Linked DNA regions of Homo sapiens: region 2 is linked to region 1. Evidence: chromatin loops called from intact Hi-C (ENCODE). Cell type or tissue: Calu3. All regions are shown on one strand. Links, peaks and the distances in the headings refer to the core of each region. The heading gives the core; the rest is flanking DNA.

Region 1 (16,552 bases), core at 498-8,497:
AGGGCACGAAGTGGGGGTTCGATTGATATTTGAGGATATAGTAAATGAGTTCATACTTCTGAGATCTTTCTTTTCACTGTCTTTCACTATCATGGACCACCCATAAGAACCTGGAGAGCCTTGTCAGAAGAGGGGAGAAGAGAGATTTGGAGGCTCTTTTGTTCTTTTAGTGGCGTGCAAATACCAACATTAAATCCATATTTTCACCATTAGATATACCAGCAATAAAATCCGTTGTATTAAAGCAAATGAGCACATTTAACTCATGGACCTCACTGATGCAAGAGGTTACGTCCAAAAAGGTACAGTGTTTATTTGAGGTATTTTAGAGAAAAAGAAAACAACTGTGTAACTTATCTTTAAATAGCAGATTTTAAAAATCAAAAATCTGCCTATAGGCTACCAACCATTGCCATTTAAAATTTGCCATCTGCAGTGGGTTGAGTGGTGACTCCAAAAAAGATCTGTCCACATCTTAATCCCCCAAATCTGTCACTGTGACCTTATTTGGATAAAGGGTCCTTGCAGATATTATTAACTTAAGGATCTTGAAAAGGGGACATCATATTGGATTATCTGAGTGGGACCTAAATCCAATAACAAGTGTCCTTATGAAAGACTCACAAAAGAGACACACACAGAAGAGGAGGTGGCGGCAATGTGATCACAGACACAGAGATTGGAGTGATGTGGTCACCAGCCAGGAATGCCGGGACACTCACCAGAACCCTGGAAGAGGCAAGGACTGTATCCTTCCTTAGAGATGCCTTTGGTCCCAGCTGTATTTTGAACTTCTGGCCTCCAGAACCGTGAGAGAATAAATTTCTGTTGTTTTAAGTCACCACGTTTGTGGTAATTTGTTACAGCAGCCTTAGGAAACTAATACAGCATCTGTAATTAATAACACTCAGTAGAGGAAATGTTAAATAGCTAATAAGTACTTGTTAATAAATATATCCATAAGTGAAGACATCATAGATAGCAGAATAGTAAGCATTAGTGTCAGGCATCCTGTAAAAATCAAATATTTTTCTTTTTAAGTAAGAGGAAGTGCTTCACTTCTCATTGTGAAACATTAGGACATGTTCAATGCGATGTTCCGGAAGAATGGTAACGTGTAATTTAATGATGCCCATAATCAGGCCATGGAATGTGAGAAGCACTGAAACATATTCAGCATTTTGCCTTTGACAGTATCAGCAATTATTTTCCTCCCAAGACATATTGAGAACACATATAATTAGGTCATTTGAGAAATTAAACGAGGGCAAACAGCACTGACAACATAAATGTAGCTCTTATTGCCCACATCTATAAATAATCTAAAGCATAGCCCCTCCAGATGTCATCCCACTGGACTACTCAAAAAAAAAAAAAAAAAAAAAAAAAAAAAAAAAAAAAACAGTTAAAGGGATGCTTTCAGTCATCAGATTAAAATTTATATTTCTAGTTCATGCTAAAGCATCAGTAGTTTAGAAACAGATGTTTGTTGGATTATAATTTTCATATGCTTAGCTCCCCAGGAATGAGCACATTTAAAATGAGAAGCTATGGCCTTCCCTACTTCTAATTTTTTTTTTTAATGTAAAAAGAACACCATGAACAGAGTGAAAGACACTTTAAGTTACAACATCATAAATATGGGTTTATCCGGACCACAAGTAGGCCAGAATTACTAATGCTCACATAAAAATGAATTATGTATTATGAATAACTTGCTAATATTTTGTTTCTTTTGAACACTGAATTACAGATGGAAAGGTAATCTGTTTTACATTTAGTATGAAGTCATTTCAGCCCATTTATTGGTAATCTATGATGTGTTATAAAAAGCCCTTTCATGAGCAAATTGCTTGCAGCTAATCTGTGATCATCCCATGAAAATTAGTAAACTTCTTTAAAAGATAATTTTTTGATTGCAAAAATGTTAGAAAGTGATAATCCAGCTCTTGCAGCCTTGAAAATAGGTGTTCTCCTGTCTCTCAGACCTTATTATGTTTAGCTAGAGTTCTTAAATTCGTAAGAACCAGAGAACCCACCTTAATTTTTTTTTTTTTAAAAAAAGGTTCTTCCCAAGGGGAATGTGCCACTGGCTGGGAGCTTTCTTCTCTGCTGTTGGTATCTGTTTTACACCAATGAAAAGTAGATGCCAGACTAGAATGGTAGAAACTTTCTTTCAGATTTTGTCCCTCTCTTATTTTTTTATACTATTCATTCAAATTTTTCTTATATTTTCCAATTTCCTTGAAGATATGGAGAATGTTGGTGGTTGGTGGATGGTTCAGCAGATCCCAACTGTCTTAGCAGACTGTGAAATGCATTAGTGTCCCTCTGGCTTGGGAGCCACATATTTTCCAGCTATATTTGGGTCCCTGTGCAGTTAGTTAGCTTCCCAAACTATAGCTGTTTTCAAAGACTTTCCAGGATCTACCAAAAACTGACTGAAGTACATCAGTTAAACTGAATCTTTCATGGTATAGCATATACTTCTTTGAATTCAAATTGGGCCCCTGAAGGCTAAAACAGTACATTGGAGCTGAGCTGCTACTGATTTATGCTGATATTAAATATTAAGAATTAAGATGACACGTAACTTGACAATTTGTTTCCATCTTGCCTTTGGCTCCTCTTTATTCATGTGCAATGCAGAATTCTCTGCCCAGAGCTTCCATGCTTCCTGGAAGAGGCAGTGGAGGATGGACAGTGGGAGTCATCCTCCCTCTTACCCCTATCTTGGCAGGACAATGACTTATGAATATAGCCAAGAGAGGAGACAGCTGGGTTGTGCTGGCTGTCCGATTTTACACCCTCAAGGAATCTGTAACCCCTTCAACATGGTGCAGTCAATGTGTCTACCCTCCACATATATCCTTCACTCTTTCTTCGTGGGATTTCTTTACAACTTTGACATCCAGGTCTCCCTCTGAGATCATTTTCAAATGGATTTTATTCAGATAAAAATCCATGCATGTAGGGAGAGGGGGAGTTCAGAGGCCCAGCATCCCTTGGGTTTGCTGCTATCCAAGGTACCCCCCTTCCCCCTGTCACACACAGCATCTGGACAGCTATAGATTGCCACACCTCTTATTTTTCACATTTCAGCACTTGTTCAGTTTAATTGAATCTGAGTAAAAAAGAAAGTTTTCCATAGAACCTTAAATATAACATATGCAGAAGTTTAAGGATTCTGTATAGCCATAGTTCCTTGAAAATCAACTGTATCTAAATTTACCCAGAGAGATAATCATTAGCATGTTTCTCATTCGTCAAACTATTAATGTGTGTCCCAACCTCAACTACTGACCTTTAGTCTTCAACTTGAGCACAGCAGCTGCCAGCAGTGTGGTCTGAGATCTGCATTTTTAGGGGCTGCTGTAGGCTTTGGAATTCAAGGGTTCATTTGTGAACCAGCTGCTTCATACTCACCTAGCTTCAAGAAACAGAATTAGCCTCAAGGCAAAGTAAGGAAACATGTTTGGATTATAATCAGTCATCTTGACCTTTAAAATCTTAAAGGAACACTGTAGGAAGAGAAGCAACTAAAGGTTCATCCAATGCCTTGGACCCTAAAAGAGCTGGTACTGTTATGCAAATAAGAATTGTGAAAACCATCTGTGAGTGGGAACCATAGTGAATGGGATCAGGTTGATAAACCCTCATGGAGATGCACAGAAGGACCAAACCTTTGTGGGCTTTTGATGGCCCGAGCCAAAAGAGAAAAAGAAAAAAGAAAAAAAAAAGATACAAGAAAACAAAAACGGCCAAAAGCCAGATATTTCTTTAGGCTTTATCTGTACAAACTAATTATTTGAAAGATAAAAGAAACACCCTCCATGCAGGGTCACAGGTAGCATTTAGTACAGTGAGATCACCAAATGTCCACTGGTAAAGCCCTCTTTGGGCTTTAGGAACAGGCTCAAATGGCCACACGGATCCCTTCTGATTGGCTCTGAAAATTAGTGCAGAGAGCTGTCTGAGGGCCCCAGCCTGCAGAGGAAGATAGCTGGCTCACGAGGCCATGCCACTCAACTGGCATGCTGAGATAATGGGCTAAATAAATCCTCTTCCTTCAATGACTCACCCCAGGTGGGCACACCACAATGTGTGAGGGCAGAGAGGTTTAAACATTTTAAATGGAGGCATTGGCAGTTTTATGGTCACTATGGTTACTAACATTCTCACCTAAGCCAGGTTCAGATAATGGTAATGGTGAGTTTTTTTTTTCCCCATCTTTTTTGTTTGTTTTTGAGACAGGGTCTAATTCTGTTGCCCAGGCTGGAGTGCAGTGATGTGATCTCAGCTCACTGCAACCTTCACCTCCCAGATTCAAGAGATTCTCCTGCCTCAACCTCCCGAGTAGCCGGTATTACAGGCATGTGCCACCAAAGCACGGCTACTTTTTATATTTTTAGTAGAGATGGGGGTCTCGCCATGGTTGGCCAGGCTGGTCTCGAACTCCTGACCTCAAGTGATCCACCCACCTGGGCCTCCCAAAGTGCTGGAATTACAGGCGTGAGCCACTGTGCCTGGCCTAGTTTTCCATCTTATTTAGACACTTCTGGTTGGTTAAGAGGCTGGAACTGGAATAGATTGTCAAGAGACAGATTTTTCAGAAGCCGAGCAGGTGGCACCACTAGATGGTGTATTTTCAGCAGAAGAATTCCTCTCATGGATGTTAATGTGTCCCAGGAGCACTTTAGTGGTTGTCTTCATGTGAATGAACACATATGAGCATTTTTGACACAATATTTTAGGCACTGGCTTCCTGCAGACACATTTCCAGAAAGCTGAGGCCAAGAAGAGTCGTTTTGTGTTTTTCTGTTGAGAAGAACAGAGTATTAATCCCTCTTTGATGACTGATTGATTCTGAAAATGTGTGTGACTGATACGTGCTTAGGATATTTGTTCTCCAGACATCTAAAGAGTATTTACTCTCTAAAGTTAAACCAGTGGTGCCAAGCAGAGCCATTCTGAGATCACCCAAACAACCACTCCACAATTTTTCCTCATTTTCAAGATTAGTTGAGATCTCTTCCTTCACTTACAACAGTATAGATAAGAAATATATTTAAAATTTCTTAAAATATAGCCATAGAGAATTTGACCTATCAGATATTTTTGAAATTTAAACTAAAATGTGGCAAATAATTTATCTATTCCCACTATACCCTCCACCCGCACCCTGCCCCAGGAACATACTATATAACTTATGAATTACTGCTCATGTCATGGAGAATTTTTCTAACATTTCAAATATTCAGATTTTCATTCTTTCAGAACTTAACAGCATTGTCTGACCCCCTAAAGTGAAAAATGCTTCTCTCTGTGAAGGCAATTGAAAGAGACACTGCTGTAATTGACATGTCAATTTAAGTGGTCCAGGCTAATATTTTCACAAGCACTTGAATATAACGAGTAATGAAGATCTTTAAGAGGCTCACTATGGTTATAATTTTGAATTGCTACAGAGTTATGTAATCTTTACCCATGTTCAATTCCTATCTTGAGGAAACATAATAGAAACTTTATGCATATCTATTTTTACTAGTAGCTAACTCAGAAAAGGAAGAGTTCCTACCTGTGGTCATATCTTGGGGATAATGAAACCAACTGCCTGTCCTTTTCTAGACAGGATTTTGTTTTGTGCTTTGGGGTTTTTTAATTGGTTTTCACAATTTTCTAAACCCAGAATTACATACTACAGTGTGTAATTGCCTAAACCCATGTATTATGTATTATAGAATGCTTTTAATAATTTAAAATATAAAATAGCACATCATGTGAAAGTTCGTTAGGATTTACAGTTTTGTTAGCCTTGGCTTCAAGTAACCGCTTGTTTATTTGACCTAGAAAATGCAATGCTTAGCTAAAAGAAAACAAACGTTAACTCAAATGTATTATCCCGTCAGTTCAGTCTTATGAAGGAAATCTATTTGTGCACATGAACACTAACCAGTGAACATCATTTAAACACAAAACCAAATCAGGATATGCCAATATCTAATGTGCCTTTTTTATTTCCCTGAAATCAGATCCCCCAAAGAACTGTTGCAAATCCCCAAATCAAGGAAAATGATAACCCTCATAGAATTTCCAGGTCTAGATAACCCCCTCACTGTGTGTATTGATGAGTCTAGACCTTTATCCAGGTCTAGATAACCCCCTCACTGTGTTTATTGATGAGTCTATTACTTATTATTTAGAAATCTCCTTGACACCTAAATTCTTAAATTCTATTCCTTATAGTTTAAGGCCAAGTCTAACCAGAACACACACCCGGCAGCTTCAGAGAATATGATATTCACTCAGCAAGAAAACCACCTCCCATCAAGCAGCCTCCTGGATAATGTTTAATGAAGATGGTTTTTCACTGCTGACATGTCTATGTCTATTCTCAAGTACTCCTGCTGTTTTTCATTAAGGACACTTTAATATGGAGCTACTCTGAAACCAAGTGGGCCCTTGCTTTTGGTGGCCACTAACAAAAGACATGCTTTAGCAGCGTCTGAATTCTATGTAATTGGGAACATACTTTGCAGTGGCCTCAAGCGAGTCAGTAATTACATGTTAAAAATCTACGTTATAAAAAACAATTCACTAATAGTGTTCAAAAGGGCCCCCGAAAATCACATATGTTAAAAAGCTATCTTTACTTGGGAATTTCTTTACTGGGAATACTCAGAACTGAAGAATTTCTTTACTTGGGAATACTCAGAACTGAAGCTTAACAAAATTAATCACCATGTAGGTTTAAATTTCTCACCAATTTTCATCTGGATTTTAAAGTCAGTGAAACCATTTCACAAGGAAATGACATATTGTCACCTGTTCCAGCATCATTTTACTGTTTGCTATAGCTCTGAACTGCTTTCCAGTAGAACTAGTTCAAGATAAAGAGATGACACAAAGCAGCAATTCACTAAGGGAGTAGACTCCTGTTTTGAATATAGCTAGAATCATCAATTTACAGTGAACAATGATGACTTCAGTTGAATTATGAATATTTCACTTTATGCAGTTAATGCTCTAGAGTAATTAAATGAAATTATCTTTCAGTGGTTTTTCTGAAAAACTGAATTAATTTTCATGTGAACAAAAGGAAGTACTGGCTTCCATTTGACATTCCAAGTGACAGTGCAGACTCAGCTTGCTCCTTTATACATCTCTATGAGAATTTATTTTCTTTCTTTTTTCCCATTGGCCTGAAGTTTGCCTCTTAGCTGTATCAATATCATGCTTCTCTAATCAGGTCCTGATTAGATGGAGATCTTCAGAAACATACCTTGAGCCAAGGAGCTGATTAAAATGTATGCTGAATTGGAGGAAAAAGAATAGATGAAATACAGAAGAGATGAAAACGCTTAGAAGTGACTTCCTATTAAATTTATTTCACCAGTACAAATGTTAGTCCCTAGAAAGCTTGAGCTAAAAAATTAAAATTATTAGGCCTAAAAAAGTAAAAATATATTAAAAATAATAAAATTACTAGTCTTTAATTAGAATGTGAACAGCTTTTATATTCTGTGCCTGGATATCTCATGAACATATTGATTTATTTCTAATACTGAGCCTTCCTACATTTAAAGTGATGTACAAAAGGTAATTAGGTTTAAGGAAGTACTTAGCAGCTTTCAGGAAGTCTTGAATTGCCTGCTCTAGGATACAGAGGGATCATTGCTTTTCTGTTTCTTTGCATCCTATTTGACAGATAGTTGCTGCAATAATGGCAATTACCGGCATTGTCATGATGGCATATGCAGATAATTTCCACGCTGATTCCATCATAGGAGTGGCATTTGCGGTGGGCTCAGCCTCTACATCTGCATTATATAAGGTATGTTGTGCACTTTCTTTTGTAAGCAACTGTCACTCATAACTTAGACTTGAGTACTAAAGTAAGAAAGTACGATGTAATCATTGATTAGAAAGAAAATAGATGTGTTGAAATAATAGTAAGTAAATTAACTACTTGTTATGTGATGGGTACCTGCCTGAAAATTTTTGCCTGTGTTAATACAACCTTATGAGGCATAAATACTTATTTCCACTTTCCAGATGAGGAAACTGAGGCTTTGAAAGATTACATAACTTGCCCCAAATCATAGAGCCAAATAGTGATAGAGCCAAGACTTAAACTCTGGACTAGCCAACTTCTAAGCCCATGTGCTATGCCCTAATCCCTCATTTATCAGGCAGTTATAGCAGGAACATTAGAAAGGCATCTTCTCTCCCTGTGTTTTTTAATTTAATTATCTATGGTCATTATTTTAACTCAAAAGAGGTGTTAGAAATAAGCTGTCACTAGAGAGCTGTTTGGCACATATTAACCCCATGCCACAGGAGCTCGTGTTACTAGCAAAATGAAGAAGCTCTTTTTCTCTCTGATGGATGCTCTACGTCTGCTGTAGGTACCCACCATTTTTTTCTCCACTGGAGTTCCCTGTCATCAAAGAAAATTCTATTCGGAGTCATTGCACCTGACTTCAGAAGTGAGCACTAAGAGAGCAGATCTAAAAAGTTATTCCCCAAAGCTCTACTTTTAAAGTCAACTTTCTGGATGTATTAAAGAACTGTTCCAATTTCACCTCTCTTGGTGTTTCAATGAGAAAACACACTCTGAAAGGCCGAAAATACCCTTTTCGTCCCTCCTGGAAGCCTGTTCTGATTATTAACCAACACTGTGTCTCAGAGGGCATGAAGTCTATTTCCATATTGACATTTCTTGGCCCATTGATTCTGTGTGACAAGCTTGACAAATGTTCACTCAATGGCCATTACTGTCTAACTTGCTCCCCAACTGAGATCCACCAAGATGTCTGATGTGACCAAAGACTACCACGTGCTCAAATTCTTTTGATTAAGTCTTTCAACAGAAAAAAAAAATTAGTTCAGTTGAAATTAGAAGCAGTACCTGGGATTGCTATATGACCAGAATGGCACTCTTACAGAGGGATTTCCCCTGACCAGGTTACAGAATGTATTCATTCTGACATGCACCAAATCATATCTGCAGCATAATATAATTCCAGGCAGAAGAGATCTGCTTCACTCTGTGTTGTTACAGGATTAGTATAGGGAGTGGTGGGCTTAAGAAGCTAAGAAATATGGACTATACCCCTGGCTTTCTCTGTAATCTGTTGTGTGATTTTATGTTAGCCATTTGCTTCTCCTTGCCATCTTCCTCTGCACACAGGTTTATAATATATAAAAACTGCTTTTTAATCTGGGGAACAAGCACCATATTTGTGAAGTCATTTTGAGCTCACAAAGAAAACTGCTTATAAATCCAAGGCAAAAATACTATTTCTCTCAACAACATAATGACAGGGTCTCTCTGTCCAATTTAGTTTTCAGTATCTATCAAAATAAGGATAAAACAAATCCCATGCTTTAAGTTAAGGATTAATGGCCAGTCAATCCTAGAAGATTTTTCTGGGCTTGTCTGGACTCTTATTTATCATTCACCCAATACCCATCACTGATGGTGGCACTAAACACAATGTACACTACCCAGCAGTTTTCAGCACCATAAGAAATTCATTTTATGACATTTGCTATTTCATATGAAGGCTATGGAGTATTTTAATTCCTTATCTCAACAGCCCATCTAGTGCTGTGAAGATGTCAGGGCAAGAAGAAATGGAGAATAAACTCTGGGCCAGTTAGCTCACAGTATGGAACAGTAAGACTTACGTTTCTGCTCTGGCTAAGTTTCTGTGTGGCTGTAGAGTTTCTTTCTCATTCCAGGTCTTGTTTAAAATGTTTCTTGGAAGTGCCAACTTTGGGGAAGCTGCACACTTTGTCTCCACCTTGGGTTTCTTCAATTTGATCTTCATCTCCTTCACCCCAGTCATCTTGTATTTCACCAAGGTGGAGCACTGGTCCTCTTTTGCTGCTCTGCCATGGGGCTGTCTCTGTGGGATGGCAGGGCTGTGGCTGGGTAAGTGGCCTCGGGTTTTGCCTTCCATTCCCTATATCAATCTTTCTTTGGCTAGTTAGATTATCATCATAGGATTATTTCCTTGGGTAACTCTGTGCTCTAGTTCCCAAACTTATGTTGTTCAATGTCGTTGGTCATGTTTAGAAGGTTCTTTGCAAGCTACTGGTTGATTAGGTTCAAGCTATCCAACTAGTATGCCTCCCATGAGTTAAGGTGTGCACTGGAGGCCCAGGCCTCTCTGTATACCACTGGCCTTCAATCCATTCTTCTTCAGCCTCATTCATTCTTTCTAATACACTGTATCATGTTATAATGTTCCATGTGTGCCATGCTGTGTTGGGCAGAGGTTAGGGAGTAGACGGTGCATTCAAAGAACTCAGAGTGGTTCAAACTGGTGGGAGCACTGAGTTTGGAAGAAAGGAAGGAAGGGAGGGAGGGAGATGCTATTTAAGAGGGAAGCAGATTGGGAAGAGCCTGGAAAGCCATTTTGAGGTGTTTGGATTTAAAGTCCACTTAGTAATTTTTAAGCAGTTTGGTGATAGGCTCATATCTGCATATGAAACAGCTCACTCTGGCTGAGAATGGAGAATGGATTTGTGATAGGAAGACATTGCCAGTATATAGAGACAGCAGCATGCACTAGGCTTGGTGATCCTGGCTGAGTAGACAGTACCTAGTTAATGGCCAAGAAAAAGTCACCTCGAGTCCTTGTAATGTCTTCATTGCCAGCTTCCTATAACTCTGAGGCTGGCTGCTTCACCTGAGCTCCAGGATCTGACTTTTAAGCTGTGCTGCTGTCACTTGATGTGAGAGGAGCCTGAAAAATAATAAGGCTGCTCTTCTCTCACCAAGCAGTTAAAAAACAGCAACAACCCAATGTTGTTGCTCATCCCTCATCCCTCTCTTCTCCATAGAAATCCTTTTCATGCCGCTTCTATTTCCACGTGCTACTCAGAGGTCAACTCCCTCTGCCCACTCCACATTTTCCCACAATGCTCGACCTGCAGAACATCCATCAACCCTCAACTGACCTTCTTTACTGAGGTGATATAATTTGAAATAGTAGCAGCACTGCAATTCCTGGGAGCTAAATGTTCTTATTTTCATCCCTGCAAGAGTATTGATTGGGTCATCTTTTTCTATGCTGGCTCAGCCCCTCAGACTCAGGGAGGTCTTCGACAGAAAACACTCAAGAGAAGGATCAAACATTAATTGTTGGTCCCTTGAGTTCTACTTTTCAAAGCCAAAATTATATGGTTAGCACCTCTCATAACCTCTGCTAAGCTGAGTAGAAATCAATAGTGATATTTCTGTAAGACCAAAACATCCTCATTAAAAGCACCTAGATTATTTTCTGGCCAAAAACAACATAAATGGGAACAATCCTAAGTAAAATTTCAATGGCCTTTAGCCTCCTCATTGCACATGTGATTTCCACCTTGCTGCTGCAAAGTAGCCCTCCACCAACATATACTCCTTGGCATATCCAATACGCGCTCCTAAGCAAGCCTGCAGAGGCTGGACGCCACCTGTGCTAGCTGAACACTGGCATTCGCCACCAAGCAGTATGAGCTCCACACTCCACTGGGTACAGTGCCAAGCAGCACTGCAGCTGCTCTACCAGGCCCACCCCAGTGCACTGCAGAGAGCTCACTGTGCCAAAGTTGTGCTGTGGCAATCGAGGAGATAGCCTCCCTCCAGCCTGTTACACACCCCAGGATCTTACAGTCTTCAGTGCTCCTATTCCTAAGTGTTTATTGCCGTCCCTCTCTTCTCCATAGAAATCAGATGTGATCTGGCTGAGACACAGGTCTGAGAGATACACATCAATCTGCACCCTGAACTACCCCACATCTCCTGTAGCTATGGTTTCTTGTTTGCTTATGTTTACTTTGCCTCACTCCTCTCAGGTTGACCTATCTTTCAGGAAATGTGTTAGCCCAAATGCAAGTCAGCCTCATCCATTCACCTAGCATGTCTGAATTGCACTTAAACTCAGGCTAGGCCCCATACTATGGAGCTCAGCAGAGCCTGTGCTGTATTTAATAAATTCCTGATTGGTCAGAATTTGCGATGTTGGACTCCCTGAGTCTGAGGGGAGTGTCAAAGTGCTGGAATATTCATTTATGTTGCAGCTTTGTCAGGAATGAGGAGCAGTTATTAGTTTAGGAAGACCCTCTGCCTTGCTTGCCACTATTGTATGAACAATATAAAGGAGCCCAAGTCTTGTAAAAGTCAAACTCACTGTTTCTAACTACCAAGCACAAAGTGACCCAGTGGGCTTAAAGCGGGAATTACAGATGACAATAGAAGAACATACATCATCCTTATTCGAATGCTTCTAGAACTTTTTTTGGTTCTGCAGAGATATACACAACATGCTTGCCTCATTGTCATGGAGATCTCTGAATTGAGGACATTTTACAATTGTTAACACTCATCTCTCTATCCCCTGAAACAAACATTTGAGTAGACTCTATGAGAATAATGCTTTGTAATTTATAATTCTTTTTTCTTTTTGAAAATGTGTTTTTGATAAGTTTTAAAGTGGATAAATGATTATTTTAACTAATTTTATATTTAACCAAAGAGGTCCAAAAGGTATTCATTGAAGAGCATGGAGCTACACCTTCAGCTGGTTCTGTGGATCTGCCCTCTGATTATCTGTACACAAATCAGAATGTGGAGACAGTCTCTGGAATTCAGTGAATTACATTAAACCCACCCTTGTTTGCCCACATGATGCTGACCTCCAGAGAGAGGGAATAAAACAGCATAGGCTATCATTGGATAGACCTTCCTTTAGGCAGTAACACTAGAGCCATTTAATGTCTATGAATGTGGCACAAAATAGCACAGCAATAAAGAGATGAGGCACCATCTTCAATCAATCACCTGCTTTTAACCTCTGGCTGGCCCCAATCTACCTTTATAGTGCTAATAAACAGTCCTGTGAATCAATTATTTTACCTCTTTGTATTTGTCCATATACCTTTTGCCAGTCTATTGGCAAGATTCAGGTAAAGAGAGTGGCAGACGAGGAAAGAAGAAAATGACTAATTCAGGTAGAATACACATGCATCCATCTCCAAAATTAGAGGATCAAAGGTATAGACAGTTTAAAAGGCACATGTAGCAAAGACATTGATTCATTTACTATAAGGAGAAAAAAGTCCAGCGTATTATTTCTCTTTCATCTTGCATTTCCTCCTCTATTTTACAGCCTTCAACATCCTGGTGAATGTTGGGGTGGTGCTGACATACCCAATCCTAATCTCCATTGGGACAGTGCTCAGCGTTCCTGGAAATGCAGGTACAGGCACCATGTGACATGTGCAGATCCTGGCCACTACAAGTCTCTTGCTTGTGTTTGTTCTGTGTCCTGAGTTGTTCCTTCTAGAAATTGTGAATTATGTTCCTTGCCTGGGAAGATGTTTTTAAATATCATGAAGGTGGCAGACAACAGAGTAACTATGCAGCAGATTTAAAATCTGCAGCTAAAAACACTGTTTTTACTTGGTTGTGCTTTTAGAATTAAATACCAAATGTATCATTTGGGTTTCATATAATCTCCCTGACAACCTAATTTTGTGGTATTTTTAGAGGAAGTCCTATGGAAACAAAAGGCATCCCAGCATAGGACTTTCAAGTAACCGTCACTAATGAAAGTGCAGAGGATGTACATGAGGTTGGCTTCTCCTCAGACAATCCATGGGGAGCCACGGAAAGCTCTCCTGGGGCAGAGCAGATGGCCCTCTGGAATAGATATAAGGAAAAAGCAATTTTACTCACCTCAGGGACAAGAGAAGCTATTTTTCCAGGATATTTCTAGAGAAACCTGCCAGTGAAACAAGTAATGCAAATGGATTATCTGGATGATTGTACAGTCCTTTTAACTTTAAAATTTTATAATTTCAAGTCTTGAGTAGCCACTTTTCTGTCCTCCACGACAATCAGCAAATGTTTATTGAATATTTATCATGTGATCAGGGCAGCAAAAAAGAAAAAAATACATTATTATTCTCTTAAAATGCTTATGGCTGAATTTGTAAAAGAAGGCCAACCTACATGAAACAACTTGGAACTCTACAGAATAATTTAATATTAAATGCCAAATTGTGTGAGACAGACTCCAGTGGCTGTAAGATATTCAGAGAAAAGAAATATCAGAGTGGAGTTGTCAAGGAGTTTCGTTCATTCATCCAACAAAGAATTTCTGAGCAATTAGTGTACACCAGGAACTGTCCTAACACTAGTGACAGGTCCTGAATAAGGCACAGTCCCTGCCCTCAGGACCATGTAGCATTGAGAGGGAGACAAAAGGAAAAAAAATTGAGTAATTACAACATAGAATTGCTTTAATAGAGGTATGTGCTGAATGCTGCGAGGGCGCATAGGAGGAGCATCCAAAAGGCTTCCTGCAAGAAGCCTAAGGGGAGAGATCTAAGGAGAGGTTTAGCTGGATGAAGTGAGATATGAGGAGTGAAGGGTAGCTCATGCTAAAAAGAACAGTACATGTGTGACCAACAACTCCACTCCTGAGTGTATACCCCAAAAAAGTGAAAACAGAGATTAAAAATATCCTCATACGCAAATGTTTATAGTAGCCCTATTCACAATAGCAAAAAGGTAGAGAAGCCTAAATGTGAATCAGGAGTTGAATGAATAACCAAATTATGATGCAGTGAAATATTATTCAGCCATAAGAAGGAATGAGGTGCTGACACGTGCTACAACATGGATGGACCTCAAAAATATTTTGCTAAGAAGCCAGTCACGAAAGAACACAGAGAATGTGACTCCATTTATATAAAATAACTAGAATAGGCAAATCTATAGGGGGAAAAAAGCAGATTGGTGGTTGCTAAGGGCTGGGGATTTGGGATAAGAAGCTGAGGAGTTAATGGGTATGGGCTTTTATTTTGAAGTGATGGAGATATCTGGGGACCAGAGAGAGGTGGTGGCTGCATAATATTGTGAATATACTAAGTGCCACTAAGTCCACTTTAAAATGGTTAATTTTATATTACATGAATTTCACCTCAATTAAATTTTTAAAAAGAACAGCCTGCACAAGTGTTAGACACTAACATGTTTGGCTCATTTGAAAAATCTCCAATGGTCCAATGAAACTGGAGAAGGTTAAAGGGGTAAAGAGGAAAAGTACTGAGAGAAAACTGGGGAGATAACTAAGTCAGATTACATGGAATTTAAGCTAAGCCTTGAAGGATAAGCATGACTTAGAGACAGGCAGTGGAAAGCAAACCTAGCAATGTGGAAAAAGGAAACACTAACTTGGAAGAATAAAGAAGACTCTTGGAAATCTCTAGAAGTAACATGGACTTTGGTGACTTGTTTTCAAAGCTTAGAAACAGGCATAGGAAATGACTGACTTGATTTTTCTTTCCTAGCTGTGGATCTCCTAAAGCAGGAGGTGATATTCAATGTTGTCCGCCTGGCTGCTACCATCATCATCTGCATTGGGTTTCTGCTGATGCTGTTGCCTGAGGAATGGGATGAAATCACCCTGAGGTTCATCAACAGCCTGAAGGAAAAGAAGAGTGAGGAGCATGTGGATGATGTGACTGATCCCAGCATACACCTGCGGGGCAGAGGCAGAGCCAATGGGACAGTGTCTATACCACTGGCTTAGAGAGGGACATATTTTGAATGCACGTGTATGTATATTCTGTGAATATAACAAAATTTTCTCACTACCTGTACACTCAAACGACAGTATTAACTCTGAATTTGGATAAATCATATGTGAAATAATGCCAACAATAAAAGTTTACATTTATATGCTTATCAAGGAATTGGTGTAAATAATCATAATGGATTTTTTTATTAAAACACATTTGTCCTTGTTCTGTTTTCTGATTTTTTTAAATTCCCCCTCCCCCAACTCACAAAATTTCCGGAAACTGTAAGAGTCGATTAAATTATGGACTTATCTTTTTCTCAACTGAAACTGAGTTCTTCCTACTCAATCAAAAAAAGCTGTCGAAGAGAATAACACGTGAAAATAATACACACTTGAAAGCTGGAAATGTATTAAACATTTAAACAGAGCATTTTCTATATGTAAAACCCACACTAGAAACAATGAGGAGTAAAAATACAGAATCCCCATCTGTACTTTTAATGAGCTTAGAGTCGTTTGGAGGATAAGACAGTTCACAAATATCTTTACTATGAGGTAGACATTTGAAAACGGCACAGTGGACATGGACAGGAATGAGCTATCCTGAAAGAGTTGTTTATATTTGCCGTCACTTCAACTCCCATTCACTCTTCAACCCACTGCAACGCACCTTCTGCCCTCATCAATTCTCTGGAAGTGCTTTCCCCAGTGATCAACCTCTTTCTTGCAAATCATATTGATATCTTTCAACTCTTATCTTATTGTGCCCTCTGACACATTTGACACGATGACCACTCCTTTTTCCTAAATATTCTCTCTTTGCTTGAATCCCACTACTTTCTTTTGGTTCTATTTCTACCTCCCTGGTTGCTTACCTTGGCTTTTCTTCCTAGGCTTATCTCATCACCATCAGGGTTCTCTGAGTTTAGACATCGGCCTTCTTAGCATCTCATTCCATACTCTCTCCC
Region 2 (16,552 bases), core at 4,727-12,726, 89 kb after region 1:
TCACCCATAATCCCACCATTCAAAAATCACTACTCAATATTTCGGCACATTTCCTTCCAGTCTTTTTTTCTACTTTAAAAATCATAATAGACCAGGCACTGTGGCTCATGCGTGTAATCCCAGCCCTTTGGGAGGCCAAGACAGGTGGATCTCTTGAGGTCAGGAGTTCGAGACCAGCCTGGCCAACATGGTGAAACCCCTTCTGTACTAAAAAATACAAAAATTAGACAGGTGTGGTGGTAGTAGGTGCCTGTAATCCCAGCTACTTGGGTGGCTGACTCAGGAGAATCACTTGAACTGGTGAGGCGGAGGTTGTGGTGAGCCAAGATCGCTGGGCTTGGGTGACTCCAGCTTGGGTGACAGAGTGAGACTCTGTCTCAAAAATAAATAAATTAATTTAATTTAGTTTAAAAACATAGTAAATAGGTTATCTTCAAAAACTCAAGGTTTACTTAGACCATTTATTCAAGAATTTTTTCCCCTTATCCCCAGGAAAAAAATTTCTATTATCCTCCTGTCCTGCAATGTATTCACCCCCTTCAAAGGCAACTCAAGTCATCGACAGAAAAATCAAATGACGCTTTAGCCGCTCCGCTGCTTTCTTTCCTATTTGGGGGATAAATTCTTTAATTAAATTAAAGATTAACAAAGCCTTGGCAATCAGCATGCATCCTCTTAATTGCAAAGATGGCTTAGCTATTCTCAGCAGTTAGTTTTTTTACAAAGGTACTTGCAATGAAAGGGTCAAGTTTAAGACTTCTCTAAACCTCTGCTCTACATCTCTCTCTGTTAATAACCTTCCTGGTGTTCGATATTTGTTTAATGATCAACAGTGGCTTCTATTCCTATCACTGAGTATTTCAGAAAGTAGCATAACCAAGTCAATGTTTAACTGGATTCTTTGGGTCTGAAACGGCAAAGTTGAAGGGAAGTCTCCATGGAAACCAGCCTCCCAGGAAGTGGCCAAAAGGGTTAGTGTGCAGTGAAACAGAGCTAGAAGGATGCCATGAAGGAAATGACTGCTTTGTAAAGCGAGGGTAAACTTCTGAAATGCTTTGATTAAAATAAGCTATATTAAAGACCCCAAAACCACTTCCCTCGCAGCTTTCCTCTGAATGTCTTTCACATGAAATGGGCCTGAGTCACTCTAAGACTCACCTTAGGGTGATCAAAGTAGCACCTTTGCAAAACAAAGAGGTAGAGACTCCCTCGGCTGGCCGTGTGGACTTTGCATTCAATCAGAATTTGGAAGAAAAGACTTCATATTCACTGGCAAGACTGCAGGACCAGAATAAAGCCTTGGAAGGGCAGCTGCCACCTTTACAAGAAAACTGGTATGGAAGATATTCTACAGGTAAACATAAAACCCAGCATGAGATGTGTGTATCTGGACCAAGGAGCATTATTAATAGGTTTATCTGACTGTCTCCATGATCTCAGAAAGTTTCTAAATTCCTGAAATGTAAAGGAATTTAGGCTATCTTTGAAAACTCAAATCTTTCAATGAGGATTGAACATCAGTTGAAAGTATTCTGGGTTCATTAGAATGGGAGTATAAACTGTACAAAGGACTTTTCACTATTCCATATGAGAAGGATAAATCATTTTGTTTCAGCTCAGTTTGTAATGCTTTCAATGTTTATACCTAGTTTTGCCAGACCATTAAAATTATATAGATACTAGTGATAAATGATAGCAATCGCGTTTCAGTTAGATTCTAAATTTAAATCATTCTCTCCAGTATAGTTTAATGCACCAGACTTTGTGGTTTTGAAAGCAACACTTTAAGAGTGAGTTAATTCTAACATGAATTTTGAAACCACCCTAAACAGTATTGATTTATTGCAGTACAGAGGAGTGGATGAGTCACCCTTTTCCCAACCCCACATTCTTCATGGTCATCTGCAGAACTAACAGAATTCTTTCCCATTATGATTGGAAGCTCTGAGCCTGAAGTGGCCATAAATCCTGGGATATTTTATAAGCCATGTAAAATGTTTTATGATGACCACAATGATAATTAAACAGACATTCTCACTTAGAAAAATATATGTTTATTATATACATATATATATGTATATTGTTTTCCCTTTTCTTCACCTTCTGGATCAATAACACAAATAAGTTTCCCTTATTGGATGCCTTGTTCAGAAAGCCTCACATTCTCTTTTGGTACCTAGCAAATCTTGCCTGGAATGATTTTTCATGGCTATTGTCTGCAGAATTGATAACGTTTGGTTGTTTCTATATGGCCTGTTTTTATGTTCTTTATGTTCTTCAAGTTCTTAAGCACATGGATGGGAATTTTCCCCTTAGGAATTTTTTTATGATAGATAGAGGGATAGGTGATAGACATGATTTAAAAAATGGAGCGTGAATGTGTACTAAGAGTATGCAATGCTCCTATTGAGGAATTCCCTTTTTATCCAAACCCCCATTGAGAGTTTTAAGATTTTGGTGACAGAGAGAGACTCTGTCTCAATTAAAAGAAAAAAAAGATTTAGGTAACTGAATAAATGGTGAGCTTATGTCTGAAGTGACAAAATCACATTTAAAAATAAATAACAAGATCATGAGAATCCTCATGATCTCCCATATTCTCACCCCAGCTCCATCAAATACCAAATCGAATGACCTTGGGCAAGTTACTTCATCAATTTTTTTCACTTGTAATCAGGGGTAAAAATAAATGCCTGACACAGCCTATGCCAGTTGAGGAAAATCTAATTAAATAATGGAGTAATGTCACTAAAATAAAAAAAATAAGGATTAGTAAGCCTTCTGAAAAAATAGCTGAAAATACTTACATTGTTAAATCCAGTATGTTTGTTGTTTCCATCCTGCTCAATATGCTGGCATCTTTTCAAAAGAAAATAAGGACATAGTTTCCATCCCACTAAAAGTTAGAGAGAACAAAGTCCTTGAAGTGGTTATTCACATGTCTTAAGGAGAGAGATGCATAATTACCCAGGGATTTTTCCATTTAAAATGCAAAGTGGGACTGTAAAATAGTCTATGAAACAATCTAGAAGTCAGAATGTGTCCAGATTGTTAAAAGGGAAGGACAAGAACTTCATTCATGCAGCGCTGGTCATGGTAGCACTCCCAAGAGCTCAGGATAATCAAGCTGGAAAATAAAATCCATAATGGATCTGTTGAGCCTCTCTGTTTCCTAATAGAGGCTTAACTCTGTATCCCCAGCTTGTTTCATCAGGAAAGAATATTGATATGCTGTATTACAGTGGCAACCTGTGGAAATTTTTTTCACTAAAGGGGCTATTGAATTGTGTTCACACGTACTCCATTTCTTTCTCATCTCTGTATAATCACCTATCTATCTATCATCTATTTCATCTAAGAAGATTGTTTTCATTTTTTAAAGTTATATATTTTTCTGATGTCTTATATTTCAGGGAGGAGATTTTATGGAATTAAAATAAGTCAATAAATTTCTATTTTCCAGGCCAAATTCTGTTTGAAAAATATTTGCAGTCAACATATTGGTAATTTTGTAACTCTCCCCCTAAGTATGAACCTGAGTAGGAAGTTAGGAGAGCAGATATTAAATCCTGGGTCCAGACTAAAATAGTGTCATGTGCACTAATGTAGGTTCCCTGCTTTCTGTGTTTCATCTCCACATTCAACCCACAGGTTAGACATATATAACTGAAAAGGTACAAAATTGTGTTGACAAAGTCTAGTAACTAATGATTGCCTGATTTAATAGTAAATTATATTTAATGTTTTATTCCTGTTTCTTCCCCAATCCTTCAAGCATCCAGAGACATGTATTTTGACATCCCACTGGAACACAGAGAAACAAGTATTATTAAAAGGCATCCACCCCAAAGACTTCAAGTAAGATGAATTTAAAAGGCTTCATAAGGAATTTCTTGGATAAAATGGTAACATCCCTTTTTAAACTATAATCATCAAAGAGGGATATTGATAAGGACCAAGCTATTAATGAGAATGTTCTTAAAGAAAAATGTCATCAATCGCAAATACTCTATTACTTTAAGATTTCCTTTAGCAATGATTTCGCTTTTAAGACCAGCCACCGAAAGAAGCTAGTAGCAAGGACATAGATACCATGGAATTCAAGAGGCTTGAATCTAGCACTGATTAGTTGGGTGACTATGGGAAAACAACTTGTAATAAATAATAACAGCTACTACTATTTAATTACACCCTACTACAAGTCAGATACTATACTAGGCAATTCAATCTATGTCATTCATTTAATCTTCTTAGCCACCTATGAAAAAGGAAGAATTATCTTTGTTTTATACATGCTAGTCAGAGAGTTCAGTAACTACCCCCAAAGACTCACAGAGGCCAGATATCAACCAGGTCTCCAAAGTCTGTACTCTTAACTGTCAGCATAAGTAATTTCTATAGTCCTTCTATCTTTAACCTTTTATTGTTCTAGATGTTAACTGGTTGTTTAAATTCGGGACACTGGATTCCAAGGAAGCAAAGCAAGAGCTTTAAACGCATTCACCCCAATAAATATTTAATGGGTTCTCTGCAGCTAGCTATACATTTTAAGAACTCTCAACCTAGAAAGGGAATGGGTAGATTGGAGTGGTCCTTGAAAATGAGCATCATTGGAAGGAGGGTTTGGGGCTCTCTTGTGAGCAGGATCTATCACTGACATTTGAAGCCAAATCCCACCTGCTACACAATTCACCCAGATGCCTGGACCAATCCCAGGGGTACTGGAGCTCATTTGTTGGGGATTATTTCTGTTTCAGTTGGTTTTTATTTACCTGTCTTCTGCAGAAGCTCACAGCCATTATTTGAAGTGATTGTATCATTTTGTCTCAAAAGAGTATCTTTTCCCAAAATATTAGAAACTATAAAATCATTATTTAGATAAAGAAAAATAAAATGAAATATAACAAATTAATATCTAATTTACAAGTTTTTACAAATCCTCTAGGTAAACAGGGCAGTTTAAAATGTGTTTTATTCCTAAATCAAATACTTCCTTTCAAAGGATGAGTTTAATACATGTTTCTGTGAAGCCTCTAAGCTGATTAGTTCAAATAGAAGATATTACTCTAGTAAAAAATATTTGTCTAGTACTTTATAGCTCACAAGTACTTTTTATATCTATCAGTCCTAAACAAAGGAGGTTAGGTTTTGATTTTCTCAATAGTCAAACAAGGTCAAAAAGAGAACATTGGTATTTCAGAGTCAAACACTGCACCACCACCCCCATACACACACACCCTAACCAACCATCTTAAAAACAAAGAATCAAGACAAATGAATTATTTCAGTGCAAAGACTGTGCCTTTTTTTTCTTCAACTTTTAAGTTCAGGGGTACAGGTGCAGGATGTGTAGGTTTGTTATAAAAGTAAATAAGTGCCACGGTGATTTGCTGCACAGATCATCCCATCACCTAGCTATTAAGCTCAGTATTCATTAGCTGTTCTTCCTGATGCTCTCCCTCTCCACCAACCCTGACAGGCCCCAGTGTGTGTTGTTCCCCTCCCTGTGTCCATATGTTCTCATTGTTCAGCTCCCACTTATAAGTGAGAACATGTAGTGTTTGGTTTTCTGTTCCTGAGTTAGTTTTGCTGAGGATAATGGCTTCTAACTCCATCCATGTCCCTGCAAAGAACATGATCTCGTTCCTTTTTGTGGCTGCATAGTATTCCATGGTGTATATGTACTACATTTTCTTTATCCAGTTTATCACTGGTGGGCATGTAGGTTGATTCCATGTCTTTGCTATTGTGAACAGTGCTGCAATTAACATATGCATCGATGTATCTTTATAATAGAATGATTTATATTCCTTTGGGTATATACCCAGTAACGGGATTGCTGGGTCAAATGGTATTTCTGCCTCTAGGTCTTTGAGGAATCACCACACTGTCTTCCACAATGGTTGAACTAATTTACACTCCCACTAACAGTGTAAAAGCATTCCTTTTTCTCCGCAACCTCTCCAGCATCTGTTGTTTTTTGGCTTTTTAATATAGCCATTCTGATTGGTGTGAGGTGGTATCTCATTGTGGTTTTGATTTGCATTTCTCTAATGATCAGTGATGTTGAGCTTTTTTCATGTTTGTTGACTGTATGCATGTCTTCTTTTGAGAAGTGTCTGTTCATGTCCTTTGCCCACTTTTTAATGGGGTTGTTTGTTTTTTCCTTGTAAATTTGTTTAAGTTCCTTGCAGACTCTGGATATTAAACCTTTGTCAGATGGATAGACTGCAAAAATTTTCTCCCATTCTGTAGGTTGCAAAGACTATGTCTTATTCAATCTTATGTCTTCAGCCATTAATACTTAATATGAGATCCACAAAGGTTTGTGAGTAAAATGAATGAGTAAATGAATGACAGTGAGACCCATCATCCCTGCTGGAGGGGGGATAAAGCACTCAAAGTGCACTCCCTGCTACTGCAGACCTGTAATCACTGTATTAGAAGTCTGTACCATCACTGTAACATGACTGTATTAGAAGTCTCATTGACTAGCAAAAATAACTAACATGATTAATCAAAGGATATAGGAATGTTTTATTGAACCAAAGATCTGGGAGACACCTAAGCTTCAGGGAAGAATTATACCTTGCAACCTGAAATGCAGAGCTCTCTCAATCCCTAAGTTCTTCTCTGTGCATTTGCTATACTCTTTCTCCCCAAAGATCAGTTTTTTCTGTTCTTCAGGTACACAATGAAATATGGCCACCCTGAGCTTGTATCTTACAGTTCCAGTCAAATGGACAGATTGGCCTTTTTGACTCCAATTCCAGATTCCTAGGAGAAAGGATATCGGCTCAGCTTTGCTCATGATTTCAGCTCTGGTCCAATGAGCTATGGCCAGAGGATATGCTCATGCAGTAGATATGTGGGCAGAGTCATCTCCCCTGTAGACTCTGAAGTCAGCTCCCAGAGAGGAGGGAAATCACTAGAAACTTGGCAGACACTCCCAAAGAGATCAGCTATAATTATCTTCACAAATGAAGCTCAGCACATTTTCCAGCACAAATGAGTTTTTGAGAGAATAATACATGCTGGGTCCTCATGACATGCTAATTAATAGCCTAATTTCTGCCAAAGAAAATTCTAAAATTATTTTAAATTATTAAACCAAATCTAATTGTATGCTAAATTATTTGAGATATATTTTTGGCACCTTCTACTTCCTAAACATCTACTCCTCAAATAAAGAGCAAGTCATGAACTAGCGTTATCCAGCCTGGAGCTGAGAGGCTTTGAGAGCCTCTGCCAGGGAACTCCGAATCAAATGGGCCTTTTTATTGAGGAGTTGATTAGCACTGTCCCCTCTGGCCTGATCACCTTCTTATCCAACCATTTCAGGTCTAGCTTAAATTGGAGGTGTTTCCCCCACACATATAGTGTGTCCTCAGATGATCTCCTTGGATAACTCCCTCATCTTCAAATATTTGTTCAAATCTCACTGTCCCTATAAGACCCACCCTGACCAATCAATTGACATTGCAACCCCCATATCAGCACTCTTGAGTCCCCTGGCCCTTCACCAGATTCCCAAATCTCCTAGCAGACGCTTCAACTGATTATGCTGATCATTTGTTTTGTTTGAGAAGTCAAATAATCCAGAAGTCTTTAGACAAATGATACTTACATTATAAAGTGAAAATAAGGTGTCATTCTAACCGATTCTCTGGTAGTTCCTTCCATTGTGTTCTCTTTGAAGATGATGAAGTGAGGCATCTCACTTCCTGGGCAGGGAAAAGGAACATGCACACAAACCCAGAATTCTGAGGCAATTTCATCTGACTGGTTAATTTAGCAGAAGCCAATTTCACCAACAATTTTCTGCAGTGCTTCTCAAATCAAGTGGCAAAGGATTTAATGAAGAGATCCCAGGTGCAATGTTAGTTGCTGCCATCTAGTGGCTTTTGTGAAGGAATAGTGTGATTCCTTGGGCTCTTTTCAAACGCCAGGGAGAAACTCAACCTGGAGAGAGTTCTTGAAGATATCTACCACTGAACCCTTATTAGAATTGTGTGTTTAAATAGAAAGGCTGAAAATGGAAGAAAGAGATCTGTGAAACTACATATTTATACTATCAAAGCAAAAACTTGGTCCATGAATTTATGGATAGATTAGTTTAATAAAACTAAAAATTCTTGGCTTCTTCAGACTCAATTTTTCAAAAATATTCCACATAAAAAAATCCTCCGTAGTCTATTATGATGTCGTTCCTTTATTCACTTAAGGCAATGTGGAAGTCAATGGCCCCCAACCTAGAAAGAAATCATCAGAATCCCTGGGAGAGTTTTGAAAATATTTATTTCCAGGACATACCCCAGACCTGTTGAATCTCAATCTCTAGTGAAGGGGCCAAGAATTTCTTTTTTTTTTTTTAATCCCGGAAAAGTCTGATGATAAGCCATTTTGGATAACATATAGTGCAGAAAAGAGCTTTAGATTTGGAGCTGGACACACTTGCGCTTAAATCCTGGAGATGCCACTTTCTAGCTGTTCAACCTTGGACAAGTCAGCAACCTGTCTGAAATGGGGAATCTTCGTAATTATCCACGGAGTTCACATGAAGATTGAATGAGATTACATATTTATAACCCTGGGCATGGCGTGCAGTAATGGCTGCGAAGGCATATAGGCCTAATGAGAAAGAACCAAATCCTGAACACTCTCCATGTCCAGAGGATGGCACAAATATTTGTTCTCCCCAGCTTCCAGAAATCCCCCTTCAGTCATTCCTGATTCTTCCTCCCATAGGTGCCTTGAGGGGCTCCTCTCCCTTGGCCTCCCCTCCCCTTCTTCTCCTTCCCCTTTTCTTGCAGGGTTCTGACTTGATCAGAAGCTGCCTCTTGTGCCAGCAGGTCCCATTTGCTTTGCATCTTCATGTCCTGCAGAGTTAAGACTCAGGGAACAGACAAACTCCTCTTACTAGGATTGATCTCCTCTCATTACATCTTTGCTAAGTTATGTTAAAAGACCCACTTCCTCCTCTGAGGTGAGAATGGAACAGAGAACCACTTCCCACCACAAATGCAAATTACTATCTGGTATATATCTAACACAAAGATGAGCTCTTCCCCCTTGTTGTCTCTTCTTTGTCTCCACATCCTTTGCCCTTCTTCTCTTCCTTACCAGGTCTACTTTGGGCTGCTCCAGCAGAAAGGACTGCTGGGTGCTCTCCAGTCCAGGACCAGGGACCTAGAAGTGGTTGTACAGGGAAGTAGTGGGGAACCCAGGTCATGCTCCCCATTACAAGTGCTGAATATCCAGTATCTATCTTCCGTGGTTCCACTCTCTCTTTTTATTCTGGTCACCTTGAAAGCCAAGTTAACTTCCAAATCTACCCCCTTAATAATGCAACAAATCACACTAAAACTAAACCATTTTAAAGTAAATTAGCATGTGCCTTCAGCGTTGGACTAAGGTGGGAGTAGGGCTCACACTCTTTGCAGCAGCATGATGTCCTCATGGTTTTCCTCCTACTTCTTGAGCCATCACTTCCCAGTCTCCTTGGCCAGCTTATTCCTGGGCACCAGCCTCACCACTGGAACTCCTGGAGTCTGCAGTTGTTGGCTCTTCTCTTCTCACTCCTGACCTTGCCCATGACCTGGGCTTCACTCATGCTCTACTCTGGGATTATTCCCCAAAATCTCCAGCACAGACCTCTCCTCCCAAGCTCCCTGTATAACTCAACATCTACACTGGCCTGTCTTAAAGGTGTCTCAAACTCAATCTATTGCACACCAAATTTGTATTTTCCTTCTACATCCTACCCAAACTAGGTCTTCCTCTGGATTGCCCATCACAGGGTATGATAACACCCTCCATTCATTGTACTGTGGACTCTACTCCCCTTTACTAACCATAATGAATCTTGTTTGGTCAGCTTTAAACATTTGTAGAGCTCATCAATTTCCCTCTCTCAACCCCAGCCCATCATCTTTGTCCTCTTAGCTGATCTCTCCACATCCATAATTATTCCTTCCTAGTTTCCACACTGCAGCCAGCATGACCCTTTTTAAAAAGCAAATGTACTCGTGTCACTCCTTTGCTTAACGCATGTCAGTGTCTTCTCATTGCTCTTAAGGGACCACTATCTTAATGGCCTGTCAGGCCCTGCATGACCTGGCCCCTGCCTCACCTCTCAGCTCATTCCAAGCTGCTGTTTCACTTACTGTAAACTGCAGCCAACCAATTTCTTTCCATTCCTTCAAGAGATCATGATCACTCCCCACCTCAGGGCTATGGCACAACTTAGTCCCTTAAAAACTCCCAATCTTCCAATTTCTACTAAAAAGGTACTACCTTAAGGCACTTTCTTGAACTGCCTCCCTAGCCCTTTCCCTCCTGCCTTAGTTTGCTAGAAGACTGAGATCAAGGTGTCCATAGGGTTGGTTCCCTGTGAGGCCTGTGAGGAAGATCTGTTCCACGACTCTCTCCTAGCTTTAGGTAGTTTTCTGGCACTCTTGGGTGCTGTTCATTGGCTTGAAGAACCATCGCCCCAACCTCTCTCTTCATCTTCACATCGTGTCCTGCCTGTGTGTGTGTCTGTGTCCAGATTTCCCCTTTTTAATGAGGACGTTATCATATTGAATTAGGGGCTTGCCCTACTCCAGCATGACTTCATCTTAACTAATTATATCTGCAATGACCCTATTTCCAAATAAGTTCCGATTCTGAGGTATGGAGGGCTAGGGCTTCAACATATGAATTTTGTGGGGAGGCACAATTCAACCCCTAACACACCCTGTTTTTCAGGTGGAGTCCTTCAGTTATGTAGTGTCATAGTTCTGCCCTGCAGATTTTTTCTGCCCTGCAGGTTTTTTCTGCCCTGCAGTGTAATTATCACTTGAATAATCACACAAGCAAATGTACATCTATTATGCATAGATTGTAAGCTCCATGAGGGGCCACATCCACTTTTGGTGACCGTTGCATCCCCATGTCTGGCATGTAGCAGTCATTAAGTAGTCACTGAAGGAACACATAAACTCTGTGGCCCTCCACGTTCCCCATTGCATGTCAATGTCAAGAGACCAGACTTTGTCTCCCAAACCTGCTTGATCACTTCTCAGTGATCAAGATCCGGCTGGAGGCAGACCGGTTGACATGAATTGCTGCCCAGTCTTAGTGACCCCCTGAAATGCCAACATGATCTCCCCTATCAAGCCAAGCCCCTGCTAGAAAAGGACATCTCTAAAATGTGTTAGCACACTGCAGTTTCATTTTAAATGTGTCTCATAATCACCAGTGATTACTACTAAGGAGCTTCTCTAGAGATCTTAAAAACAGATTGCTTCCCTAAGGGCTGGAATAGTTCAGCTGGGTACCTAAGGGATGTGTGAAATAAAATAAATTCCTAGCGCCTCTTTTATCTCTAATATTCTAAGATCCTGGTGGTTTGATAACTTTGGACATGGTCCCTTAATGCAGACAGAAGAGTATCTTAGTCTCCTAACTCTCTGACCAACACTTAGATCAATAAGGCACTGTCGACAGTGCACTAGAATAATAAAGAACCCAGATAGGTTGAAAAGCCCTTTGTACCAATATAACTGTAATGCTGTTAGAATCACCTTTCCTGTATGCTCTCAGAAATAAGTGCCGCTTTTGCAAAGTGTTAAGATAATTTAATGTCTGGCTTTTCTGTTTCATCATCTCATGGCATGAGGAATGCTGACTGCTCTAAACGTTGAACTTCTAGAAGCTTGAACCCATTGACTTGCCACGAGTAATTACTTCAGGAAGACTCCTGAGCCAGCGAGAAGCCAGGACAATGCACAAAGCAAAGGTGAGCTGCAGCAGTAACCTGACAGGGAGGTGAACTGGGGGTGGGCGACACAGGATTGGGGCACTGGAGCACACTGGTCCTTTCATGCACTCTCTGCATGGAGGAGTTCAAAGACAAATCAAACTGTTAAGTCATTCAGAGTGAGAACTTTTCAAAGCTATTTATTCTCTTCTGTGCATGCCTCCAACTGGCAGTGGCTATTACCTCTTGCATGAGCTCTGCACCCTTTTCTGCTTTGTGTTGAAAACCAGGGCAATGTAGATGAGAAAAGACTTTTACTTAGAAATTGGTGATTCTGAAGTTTTCAAATCTGTGAAAAATTCAGCATAAGTCCTCCCTTTCATTCCTCCCCTCAGTTTAAAACTTTTTATTCTCAGTTTGCAGGAGAAATCTTATCTACAAGTTATTCCTGACTTATTTGACACAACCTCACCAAAAATTAATCCTGGGAAATGTCTTCTGTGTATCTTTTCCCTGCTATGCACTTATAATGTTCTGTTGACTAGAACTCCCCTCACATAGAAATGAAAGCTTAGAGGTAGAAGCAGATTTTCAACACTTTCCACTCCTAATTTGTTTTGGAGCTTGCTAGGTGCTGCTGTGTGGCTGGCTGACTTGACAAAGATGTCCAGGTGCTGTCACATCCTCAAGCCCACGTTTGTGGTGCTGACAGCATCTGTGGAGATGGCCCCTCCCTGAGGTTCACATCAGCTGACAGTCACTATCCACACAGCAACACAAAAGGTATTGTCAAACACATCATCTTTCCTGGCAACAGCAAATGACAAATGAAGGTATATTGACCTCTGGCTGCCCTCAATAACCGTCTGCACTGTCCCACTGGAGTTTATGATGCACTGGCGGGGAGATGTTCAGAGTCACAAATAATCAACTTCAAATCCTCCCTAAACTGCAATATTCTCCAAGGCTTATGCTGGCATATGGAAATGCACTCTATAGAAATAGGTTCCATTTCACCATTCAGCAGCTTCCCTCTCATTTCATAGCCAGCCAATTACTCAATGGTAAAAGAGGCAGGGAGAAAAAGAAAGGTTTCCTCAAACCAGAACACAATTCTGGAGAGGTGGTAATAAGCATCTGTTTACAAAGGAAGTGATATCTTGCCAAAAATGAGATGTGGAAAGATATTCCCATTTAAGGTTTACAAAACTCTATAGCAACCTAAAAAACTACATATATACACATCAAAGAGCCACTTCATTCATTGATAGTGACACAAAGGACTTGTCAGGGACACACGATAGTCCACTTTTGTCATCACAAGATATCTCTACAGGTTATGACTGATTAAGATCTGACTCTGTTTCAAAAAGGATCTAAACTTGTGAATTGCAGAGTCAGTAACAAATTACCCCATACTAACAAGTGTGTTGTCTTTCATAGCAGGTACTAGAAAAGAAAATGCAAACTCCAATGTATACTTCTGAGAACAGACAATATTTGCATAAGATGCAAGTGCTGGAAATGATCCGTAAAAGACAAGAGGTAAATACGAGAAGAGTGTCATATTTACCAAATTTTCATCACATAATCACTGCCCTGCCACATGAATATATCAAGCATAGATAGCCAGTCTTTACTTAGCATTTTAAATTTCGTCATTGAGGTTGAAGGTTCAACTACTAAAGCTGAGAAGAATCAGGAAGATTCCTTCTGCTGATAACCTTGTTGAGTCTTTTCTAAGTTTGTATCTGTGTATCTGTGTCGCAAGTCTCCATTTTTAAAAACAGTTTGCTCCTATGACATTCTGGACATAGGAAAATGGGGCTAGATCATTTTTCTTGGTTTAGTGAAAGGAGGAGGGGGTGAGTTGTTCTTTATTCTGATACCTAGGCCTCTCTCTATAATTCTTGCCATAGAATTATCTAACAAGAAAGACCTCTTGTAAAAAAAACAACCAACCAACCAAACAAACAAAAAAACCCTTTACCAGTAATGCCTGTAACTGTCATGTTCCAAATTCCTCCCTCTAGGAAATGAGCCTTTAGTTACTGCTCTCTGGAACTCCAATCATATCAGCTAGCTGACAGAAACACACTTTTGTAAAGGTCCTCATCTTAATTGAGCCATACCTTTTTGAGACTGGGTGCACTCACCTTTCTCTTAACAAGCCTGTCAATAAATAAAGTTCCCATACCTTCTAATAGGAAAAAGAAAACCATGTTCTGGTTAGAGGACTGCAGATGTCTACAGATAAGCACACAACTTGCAAAGTGGCTGATCTGTTGATCTAGTCTGGTGAAAGTAGCTTGGGAAGAACATTGATCATTTATAGTTGATGATTTTCAGGCCCAAATGGAGTTAAAGAAAAGTCTTCATGGAGAGGCAAGAATTAATAAGCAAAGTCCAAGGGACCATAAAGCCAAGAAAACCCTTCAAAGCACCCCAAGGAATGATGACCATGACCTTCTAACCATGTTGCCTGATGAAATCTTGAACAGAGGTCCCGGTGAGTCATGTACAATTTTTTAGTAAAACATTTCAAGTGTTTTTAAAACTTCATCAAATAAACTACCAAGGGAGGGACATGATGAGAAGACAGCAAACAGCTTTGAGCTCTTGCTGAGATTTTTACTTCCCAGAATATAGTGGGCATGTTGTCATGTAATTTTGGATGGCTGGGAGGAAAAGACAGAAGCTTAAGCTTGGTAATTAAATGTCTCTTTCTTTGTATGGGTTTAATATGCTTTGCATGCTTCATTGCAAGTCTTGCCTCATCCCTAGAAGCAGAAAAGGCAAAATAGCCTCATCTTGTGGTTAGAGAGAATGAAGCATATGAAGATATATTGCCGGCAGTCACATGGCAAATTTGCTTCAGCAGAGTTGGTACCATATGCAGACACTTATCTTCCTGACTGCACCCTTTTCTGTGGAGGTCAACTCTCTTTGGCACATTCAGAATTTCTAGAATGAATCACTGCCCAACCTAAGCTTGCTGTTCCTGCTGATCTACTGGCTCAGTGAACCAGGCCTCCAATGTCACTCTTCCCTATCTCCCTACAGCTGGTCGGTCACCAAGCCCTGCTGATATCACCTAGCAGTAAAATCTGCCCTTTCTCTTCCATTCCCAGTAGTATTGCCTTAGGTATAGCCCTGGTCCTGTTACACCAGGGCTCCAGCTACAGCCTCCTGACTTGGCCCCTCCCATTAGGTCTTACTGTCCATCCATCAATGATTCACTTCAGTGGTTCTCCATGTGGTCACCAGACCACCAGCATCAGCATCACCTGGGAACCTGTTAGGGCCCCAGCCAGAGTAACTGAATCAAAAACTGCAGGGGTTATGCCCAGTACTCTGGGTTTAACCACCCCTCCAGGTTATTGTGATTCCCTTAAAGTTTAAGAAACACTTAACTTTAAGTGATTCTTAACTCTACTCGGTAATTAAAGTATTACCACATACAAGCATCATCAGTATCACCTGGGAGTTTATTACAAAAGGCAAAAATGGAGGTCATACCCCAGACCTACTGAATGAGAACCTGCATTTTATCAAGATTGCCAGATGATTCTCATGCACACTGAAGTTCTAGAAGCACTGCACTAACATCAGAGTAATCTCATAAAATGCAAATCTGACCATGTCACTCTCCTGCTTAGAAAAACAAGCAGGATTCTTGTCAGCTTAAAAACAACATCTAAACTCCTTAACATGGAGCTAAGTGTGGTGACTCATGCCCGTAGTCCCAGCTACTCAAAAGGCTGAGGTGGGAGGACAACCTGAGGCCAGGATTTCAAAACCTAGCCTGGCCAACATAACAAGGCCTCTGTCTCAATAAAATAAAATAAACTCAACATGGGATCCTAAGCCATTCAGGATCTAGTCATTGCCTACCTAGCCTTTCTAGCTTCATCTTCTGCCACTCTCGCACCCAGCCCCCACATTTCAGCCAGGCCAAATTGTTTATGCTCTCAGATCGCTCTATGCTTTCTAATGGACAGGCTTGTCTACAACTTCTACGCTACATTGCCCCACCAATTAGAGCCCCATTAAGTTTTCCTTGTTTGTATTTCCCCAGGGCAAACCCACAGTTGAAATTTCCAATATTGTTCACACACACAGATCGCTGTGCCGTGGGCCAAATCCCCACATCAGCAGGACTGACCCACCGCTGAGAGAGCTGCAGAAAAGCTGGCTATGTCTCTGGAGGTCTTGAACTTCTAAGACGCAAAATTGCCTGCTGAAAGAGACACTGCTCCTACTTGGAGAAACAAGACGCTCGATCAATAAGTTAATTAAATAAGAAAAGGCTGAATAATTGAAAATCTACTTGGGGCATCTATTTAACCTATACTTCCAAGTCTCAGAATGAAATATCCTTTGTAGTCACATAAACAATTTTTACCATTTAAACCGTACCTTAAAAAATATACACAAAACAACCAAGAAAAAAACCTCACCTAAAGTTAGACATTTAAGAGTCATCACTTGAGAGCACGCCAAGAAAAACCAGCATTGGCAAAGTCCCTGGAAGATGTCTCAGACCTGGAGGGGACCAAGGAGAAACTGGCACATGGAGAAAGGGGTTTTCCTCTGCTCTCCTGATGCTTTTTAAAGCTGCTTCGTTTTGTTCAAGCTAAGGTTTGTTGAGTGCTTACTATAAGCCAGGTACTGTGGTTTGCCTTTAATATGCATTATCTCTTTTAATTCTCACACAACCTAGAAGGTAGGAGCTACTATTCGCCCCAGGGTGATAGAGCCAGAATTCAAGGTCAGGTCTTCTTGACTTGCACTCTCACACAGCCCCAC

The links. Peaks named below come from ENCODE experiments on the same cell type or tissue, not always from the same donor. Only the 100,000 strongest peaks of a DNase experiment are listed, where the experiment ranks them.
Region 2: it touches region 1 in a loop (6-fold over the local background); 4 of 110 quality-filtered maps call a loop at or near these places.

Annotation. Positions count from the first base shown.
Region 1 is chr14:57,563,176-57,579,727 of GRCh38, reverse strand. It overlaps SLC35F4 (solute carrier family 35 member F4), which reads left to right. Exons shown (of 8, transcript NM_001306087.2): 5 at 7,709-7,834; 6 at 9,748-9,940; 7 at 13,164-13,253; 8 at 15,352-15,808. The coding sequence ends at 15,593. It overlaps SLC35F4-AS1 (SLC35F4 antisense RNA 1), which reads right to left and starts at 1,395. Exons shown (of 2, transcript XR_007064193.1): 1 at 723-1,395. It overlaps LOC105370519 (a long non-coding RNA gene), which reads right to left. Exons shown (of 5, transcript XR_007064194.1): 3 at 13,733-15,485; 4 at 4,482-9,914; 5 at 1,448-3,430. In Calu3, for the core only: no CTCF peak of the experiment used is centred there; a DNase peak (open chromatin) is centred at 4,617.
Region 2 is chr14:57,478,295-57,494,846 of GRCh38, reverse strand. It overlaps CCDC198 (coiled-coil domain containing 198), which reads left to right and starts at 990. Exons shown (of 6, transcript NM_018168.4): 1 at 990-1,354; 2 at 3,776-3,858; 3 at 11,696-11,782; 4 at 13,187-13,288; 5 at 14,093-14,252. The coding sequence starts at 1,132. It overlaps LOC105370519 (a long non-coding RNA gene), which reads right to left and starts at 3,812. Exons shown (of 5, transcript XR_007064194.1): 1 at 2,808-3,812. In Calu3, for the core only: a CTCF peak has its summit at 7,861 (motif pointing left); no DNase peak of the experiment used is centred there.